Linked DNA regions of Mus musculus: regions 1 and 3 are each linked to region 2. The links are chromatin loops, found by intact Hi-C in ENCODE. Cell type or tissue: gastrocnemius. All regions are shown on one strand.

Region 1 (2,500 bases), 280 kb before region 2:
CTGACTCATTTCAGGAAGAAATACACTTTGTTTGACTTAATTCTAAAAAGGACAGGGTTCAATCCAAGAAACATAGCAGGGAGACTGTCAAGTCAGGAGTTTGCAGAATTGAGGTGACACATAGATCATTCTTTCAGGAAGTGTGTGGAGCTGAAAATCGTGAGTAGTTTGGGTGTCAGACCTACTGGAGGGATTTTCAAGAGCATTGTTGTCGTTTCTTGCATTTCTCCCACCATAAAAATCGCTTTCCCTCCCCTAGGAATTCATTCTAAAATTGGTGTGTGTCACCCCCACTGATTTACATATTTATTATGCACTGTTTCCTTCCTCCTAAAATGCTATAGTTGAAGCGATGACCTGTCCCATGAGCTGTTGTCCATCAGTTGATAATGTTTTGTAACTGACACTGTGTAGAATATACATCATAAGCAACCACTTTAAATGGCATTTTCCTCAACAGAGATTGTACATTCCTTTACTATGTTAACAATGATGTTGGTGTTTTTGAAAGCTTCGGCACCAGGCACCTGATAGTATTGGTGACTCCTGGCTTCTGCAGGTAGTTTAAGTCACCTACTATTCATGAACAGCTGGGCACTTTGGTTAACACTAGGAACAAGGAACTTCTTTAGTCAGTACTCCTCTGACAGGGCTCACCTGTCCATCAACCTCTCGTTCCAAGTCTAGGAGATCCGAAGTTTAGCAAATACCCACCAGCCACTCTGACCTTCACTGTTCAGCATTAAACTTGGCCAGACCCCACCCCCACCGACCCCCACCCAGGCCATTTACGGATGTTTTGCATGCTGCTATATTTTAAATCTAGAATGTTTTCAAAAGGCCCACGTGTGAACGTCTTGTTCTCCAGCATGATGCTGATCGGAGGTGGTAGAACTTTTAAGGAGTGGGGTGGAATGGGTGTTGGGCACAGGCCCTTGAAAGGGATTCTCCCTTGTCGTTTCTGTATTGCGCCTCCCCACCAGGAGGTGGCAGCATTGCTTCACCAGGTACCTCCTACCATAGGTGCCACAGCAAAGAGATCATAGATCGAATCCTCTAAATATGTCTTTTCTTTTTATAAGTTGATTATCTCAGGTGTTTGTTGTAGAAAAAAAGGCTAATATATATATATATAAATATATATATATATATATATATATATTATATATGTATATCAATATATATATATATATATTGATCCTTACACAACCTCATAGGTTAGGTAGAAGCAGAATTACTAGTTTATTTCTGACATGAGTACATTAGTCCTCCTAATCACACTAATTAGAGACAGGGCAGGACTACCAATTCAGATGTGCCTGATTCTCAGCACACTACTGCCTCTAAGATGGTTTTGTTTGTTTTCTGAGACAGAGTCTTGCCATACAATCCTGGCCATCTTTGAATTCACTGTGAGGTTCAGGCTGGACTTGAATCGTCCTGGTGCAGCCTGAGGGGTACAGCTATGCACCGCCCTACCAGCTTGCCTCTAGGACTCAATCCTCCTAAGACAAAAGGATGGACCATCCAGAGACTACCCCAACCTGGGGATCCATCCCATAATCAGCCACCAAACCCAGACACTATTGCATATGCCAGCAAGATTTTGCTGAAAGGACCCTAATATAGCTGTCTCGTATGAGGCTAAGCCTGTGCCTGGAAAATACAGAAGTGGATGCTCACAGTCATCTATTAGATGGAACACAGGGCCCCCAATGGAGGAGCTAGAGAAAGTACCCAAGGAGCTGAAGGGGTCTGCAACAACAATATGGTCTGGAACAACAATATGAACTAACCAGTACCCCCAGAGCTCATATCTCCAGCTGCATATGTAGCAAAGATGGGAAGAGAGGCTCCTTGGTCTTGCAAACTTTATATGCCCCAGTACGGGAAATGCCAGGGCCAAGAAGTGGGAGTGAGTGGGTAGGGGAGTAGGGTGGGGGGAGGATATAGGTAACTTTTGGGATAGCATTTGAAATATATATGTAAATAAAGAAAATATCTAATAAAAATTGAAGAAAAAAATAAAGAAAAAGAAATGTGCTGGGGCAAAGTTAAGATGAGAACCTTTGCTTTATTTTGGCCAGATGAATGCAGAGAGGAAGAGCGATTTTTTTTCTGTCTCTTGGAACCAGGAAGGCTGAAATCTAAATGGGCAACCTCATTTCCTGTCAAACATGAAAACTGCACATAAGAGCTGCTTAACTCAGGCTTAACCCTTAATCTAAGGGCACACTTAGAGCCAGAAGTCAGCCAAGACACGTCAACCCAGCCAGTTATTGATCGTGGTGGTGGGGAAATCCCTGGAGAGTAACTGGATGCCTCAGGTCTGATGCCGGTGGGCTCAGAGAAGTCTGTGATTCAGCCTGGACTGTAAGGAATTGAAGTCTTTGAATTTGGATAGAGATTTGTAGACTAATCAGAGGTAAAGTGGAAATTTTCGTTTAGAGAAACTCTGAAAAAGCAAACTGTTAGCTTGGAAAAAAAAAATCCCTGGAGG
Region 2 (2,500 bases):
GAGGAGGGTCAAGGCTCTGTAGTTGGGAAGATGCACTGCATCAATGATGAGAGGGGCGTGCACCTAGCCTAAGACAGTATACTATGCCACTTCTGTACACATACTTTTAACTCCTGCCTAAAGGCAATGCCTTTTGGATTATTTTCCTAGAAATGGGAATGAGACCACAAAGGATTTCCCACATCCTCCAGTGCACCGCTCCCCTGACACTGCCTTTAGATCATAGATTCTTAAAAATACAAGAAAGGGGAGTGTTTGCTACAGGCAACACCTTGCCATTTACAGAGACATTTTGGAATACACGGCAGGAGAGAAAACCGTTACTAATATCTAGTGGAGACAGGTCAAGAGTGATGGTCACCTGAGTCAGAATGTCAATGTTTCCAAAACCTGGAAATTATACTTTAGACTAAAATGACTTCTCAGATGAGAGACACACACCAAAGACCCCAGAGGGCCAAACTCATGACTTCATTCTTTTGCTTTGGCAGTTAGCTAAGTGAATCTCTCAGCCTATACCACAGACCTCCAAAGAGCAGAGCACTCGTCAGTATTTCTGAGCTCTATCTAATCCCCTTGGCTTCATTTCTTTAGTGGCCAGAAGTCAATAGGACTCTCTTCTTAATAATATCAGCAGCCCCTATGCTCAGTGTCTGTCTCAGTGTCTGCCTCCTGACAGTCTCAGGAAGTTCAAACTTCATTAGACATGGTTTATGATTCATTTTGCTTTGTTTTTCTACTTATATTACAATCACACAACTCTTAACTATTTGTATCACCCATCTGAGTGTGAACTCTACAGATTGTACTTACCATAAAGTCTTCTAGTCATGGAATAACACCTAACAAAGCGAGGCTAAGTAAGTATTTGTTAGATGAGTGAGCAGACTAAGACCTTTACTGCATAGGACTTTCCGTATCACCACAGGTTTCCTTGGTTTTCAGTAGCCCTTGAAATACAATAAAAAAGAAAGAAATTGGCAGAGGAAGAAAACGCTTTTTTAAAGTGAGAACGTGCGCTTGAAGGCGAGGCTATAAAGCCAGGATGCAAGGAGGGGTCCACAGAAGCACAGAATTACCAGGGCAGAGAACTTCAACATATTAAAACTGATCGAAGGCCAGTTGATTTTTTTTTTTACTGAAGCTCTTGCGACCTCTATTGGTAAAATCGAGAAATGCAGCGTCTGCAGCGAAGTGCCCTTTTAAAGTCCACTTTGGAATTAAGACTGTTTAAGGTTGCCGAGGACCTCTTTTCTCTTTTATTGTTCCTTTGACTGATTACAAGTCTTTATCTCTTTCGCTCCATCTGTCCGTATATCCCCAATTACTGTTAGTAAAGTCAAGTATTATCCCAGAAGTGAGGGCAATTACTGCATGCTTAGCATACTTGTTTTTCAGGTTAGTTCTTCTGTCAAGAAAACACTTCAGCTTCCTTAAGTCCTTCTAAGAGCAACTAACCTGGCATCTAAATAAACTGCAAAGTTGAGACGTAACACGTCTCCCCCTCCCCACGGCCCCCTGTAGCTTCAGTTCTTAAAATATACTCAATTCCAGGCAAACATCAACCCTTAGAATTCTGCCAATCTGACACCAGGTAAGTGTTCAGCTAATTAGAGGGGAGATGGGGCTTCAGTTTGAGTACTAGGAAAAGATTGGTTATTTGATTTAAAGAACAAAGGGTGTTACTATTGTGTAAGTGGGAGAAACAAACTATTGTGTTAAGGTGGGGAGAAAGGAGAAAAAAAAACCTCGTCCTAATAAAAATAAGAAAGGAAGAAAGCAGACTCAGACTCACTCCAGACACCGAGAAAATAAAAGACTAAGACCACTCCTTCTGCAACTTGGAACAAAGGGGAGTTAGTTGCCAGTAGACTCTGCCTCTCCCTGCGTGGCGCGCGGGGTTCAGCACTTCGGAAAGCACCCCCATCTTCTCGCACGGAGATTATGCAAGCTCTTCGGGGCTCTCAGCAGAGGTGGGTGCCAATGTAACTCATCAAACGCTGGCAACTCACTGGGGGTTGACAATATCGGACACACAGAAAACACCAACGGAGCTCCAGGAAGTGATGGCGTGAATCAGCCTTCAGGCAGTCAGAGCGAGACACAGATGTCCACGATCTGTTTTCCTCTAGAAGGAGAGAAACTCCTCCGGGCAACCTCAGAAGCCAACAAAGGTACTGGGAGAGCCGTGCTCCTGAGTAGGGGACTGCATCTAAGTGACAGCAGGAAAGCAGAGGGGTATGACTCAGTCTTAGAGTAGGTAGCTGGAGACTCAGTTCTCACCAGGAGGAACCTTGATCCCCAGCCACTTGCCTAGAACTATCCTCTCTTCTAAACCCACCAAGAACTGATGCTGAGTGCAGCCAACCCCTGCGCCCAAGGCGGTTCTGGGCGCCAACGCGGCTCAGCATCCAGTTTCCAGGAGCCCTTTTGAGCGTCTACATAGAAAGCTCAGGCACCTGCTTTGCGCGCCCGCCTGGGTACCACACCCGGAGCAAGC
Region 3 (2,500 bases), 280 kb before region 2:
TTGTTGTTGTTATTGTTATTTACTATGTGTGTACGCTCATGTGTAAAGGTTAGAAGTTGGGACCGGGTCCCCCGGAGTTGCAGCTTCAGGTGTTTGTGAACCACCCTGTGTGGATGCTGGGAGCTAGACTCAGTTCCTCTGTAAGAACAGAAAGCAGCCTTAACTGCTGGGCCACTCCTGTAGACCCAGGTTATTCTTAATACTCCTGCTTTCTATTCATTTTAGACAAATAAAACTTTTTTTTTTTTTGTGAAGAGTCATTGAGCCATGACTTAATTACATATGTGACAATGTATAATTATCGTCATACAACTATAATTTTCATGCAATGAAAAATTGAAATAATTGAGAAATATTGAACTGCATGCTAGACAAAGCAACTCATTTTGAAAACGTTCAAGACAGTGATGACACACAGGTAAAGTTTTACATATTAATAACAAGTCTGACTTCTTCTATAACTTAGAGTAAGCCTTGTTTTTTTAAGGAGACATACAGAAGGGAGGCATGGAGAGAGAGGGGGAGGGGAGTAGATGTTTTTGGCAAGTGTTTATATAGGGCCCTCCCCTTTCCCTGAAAACACAGTGTCAAAGATTACCTTGCTCCAGTTTCCCACTCGCCAGCCAGCACAGGGGCGGAGGTGGCACTTCTTAGCAGGGTCTGGCCTCTGAATGGTTGTGCAGTCAGCGTCCACCCCAGAGCTGCACTCCACACTCCTCCAGTAGGCCCCCAGCCCACAGGTAGTGGAGCACTGCAGCAGGGAGGGAGGGAGGGAGGGAGGGAGAGAAGACAGACTGAGAACTTTTCTCAGGACCACCCATCACTGGGCACACACAGACAAAGGTTTCCTGTCCCCAAAGCTAAGATTGTCCCAGATATAAATAAACTCAAAATTTCAATGTCTGGATGAATAGTTTAAAATGAATGGTTTTAATAACTGCAGTCAAGGATCACCCACCTGTATACAAAGAGAAATGAAAATACACTTTTCCTTGATACATATACTGACCCAAACGCCTGGGCCACAGACACATGGCCATACCACTTCAGCTCAGAAAGGATGTCAGGTGTGAGCATCTGCCTCACAGCTCATGTCCAATGTGGCATGACTTCTACTACTTTCTCTCACTGGCAACCTCGGGGTACTGGTTAGTAGTATTATAGGCTGGACAAAGACCCGGAAGCTTAGTGCTGCCTTGCCCATGGAGAAAGAGGCTGTTCTTCTTTCTCCAGAGTCCATGCTAGGTAACACCTAGAAACCCTGCCAAATGCAGATTCGAGATCCTACATTTTCACAAAGTGCAGCAGGTGCTTCCACTGTTGGCTCTCAGACCACAGAGCTGTAGTAGGGAAAAACTTACAAAAGGCTGCCCTTCACTCCTTGATCCAGTGGCAGGGAACGAGGTAGTGACCTTTTCCATGGGTACAGTTCATTTTTCTCAGGGTGTTTCCTTTATTATCACAAGTTTAGCTTGCATTCACCTTGAAGAGTACACAGTTTGTCCCATTTTATCTTTTCCTCCCCTTGTATCCTCTTTTCCTGCTCACCCTTTGGAAAGGGTCATTTCTGAATACATAAAAGACAGATCTGAGCATATTTAAAAGAAAGTTTCTTTTGATAACTTATATAAACCAATATCTGCCTTATGTGTCCTTGGCTATACATTTACCCTCTGGTGCAAATTTTGGCATTATTTGGCATTATTAAGTATCTATCTATCTATCTATCTATCTATCTGTAATTATGTGGGTGTATGCCTGTGTATGTATATGTGTGTGTTTATATACATGTGTATAAATATACATATATGTATAATCACATTTATTTCTTAAGTGAATTGTAGAAACCCAGAATGGGAAAAGTAGAAAACACCCATATGTTTTCATAACCTTATTTCAATTTTCATTTATAGAAGCAATTTCTTCTCATCCTTACAATCATTTAGGACTTGATCGGAGTCTTTCTGGTTTCTCTTTGAACATAATTATGCATCTATTTAGTAGAGACCACGGCAGCTAACATGTACTGACCACATTATGGACTAAGCCCACTAGTGTTCTCCTTCATTCACCCTCATGCTCTCATCAGAGACAGAATCAAATTAAGGCCATTCTTGTGTTGTCTTTTGTCTAATAGGACACGGCAGCAAAAACTATGCTAGTTACCAGGTTTTGCTTTCTGCTTTTGCTCAGGACTCTGCTTTCACCATGAGCTGGGCCACACAGTAAAGGACAAGAGCCAACATGAAACAGAATCAGGTAACTCAGCTGAAGCCACCCCATGCCAGCTTTCAGCAGACCCCAGCAGGCATCTGATAGAAGAGGCTGAGGTTGATAGAACCTCCTGGTTGAGGGTACAATTATGCAGTGAATAGTCACAGTTCTGCTATTTGCTAATGGTGTGAGCTTTTGCAAATTATGGATCCCCCCCCCCCAAGCTGGCAAAACTGGTGACAAGTGTAGGATCCCTTATGTTGAGTTGCTGTGAGGAAGGAAGCTC

What was found. A loop is a pair of places that touch in the nucleus more often than their neighbours do. Peaks named below come from ENCODE experiments on the same cell type or tissue, not always from the same donor. Only the 100,000 strongest peaks of a DNase experiment are listed, where the experiment ranks them.
Region 1: a loop joins it to region 2, with 11 times the contacts of the local background. A loop is called at or near these places in 35 of 42 quality-filtered maps.
Region 3: a loop joins it to region 2, with 6 times the contacts of the local background. A loop is called at or near these places in 35 of 42 quality-filtered maps.

Annotation. Positions count from the first base shown.
Region 1 is chr15:11,319,129-11,321,628 of GRCm38, reverse strand. The region is part of intron 20 of Adamts12 (a disintegrin-like and metallopeptidase (reprolysin type) with thrombospondin type 1 motif, 12); the gene reads right to left. Among named protein-coding and RNA genes, the nearest start is that of Gm24844, 41 kb to the left of the region's middle. In gastrocnemius, a CTCF peak has its summit at 976 (motif pointing right); a DNase peak (open chromatin) is centred at 976.
Region 2 is chr15:11,037,335-11,039,834 of GRCm38, reverse strand. It overlaps Rxfp3 (relaxin family peptide receptor 3), which reads left to right and starts at 1,867. Exons shown (of 1, transcript NM_178717.3): 1 at 1,867-2,500. In gastrocnemius, a CTCF peak has its summit at 1,184; DNase peaks (open chromatin) are centred at 1,145 and 2,011; H3K4me3 peaks cover 689 bases; H3K27ac peaks cover 234 bases.
Region 3 is chr15:11,315,454-11,317,953 of GRCm38, reverse strand. It overlaps Adamts12 (a disintegrin-like and metallopeptidase (reprolysin type) with thrombospondin type 1 motif, 12), which reads right to left. Exons shown (of 24, transcript NM_175501.3): 20 at 599-751. Among named protein-coding and RNA genes, the nearest start is that of Gm24844, 45 kb to the left of the region's middle. In gastrocnemius, no CTCF peak of the experiment used is centred here; no DNase peak of the experiment used is centred here.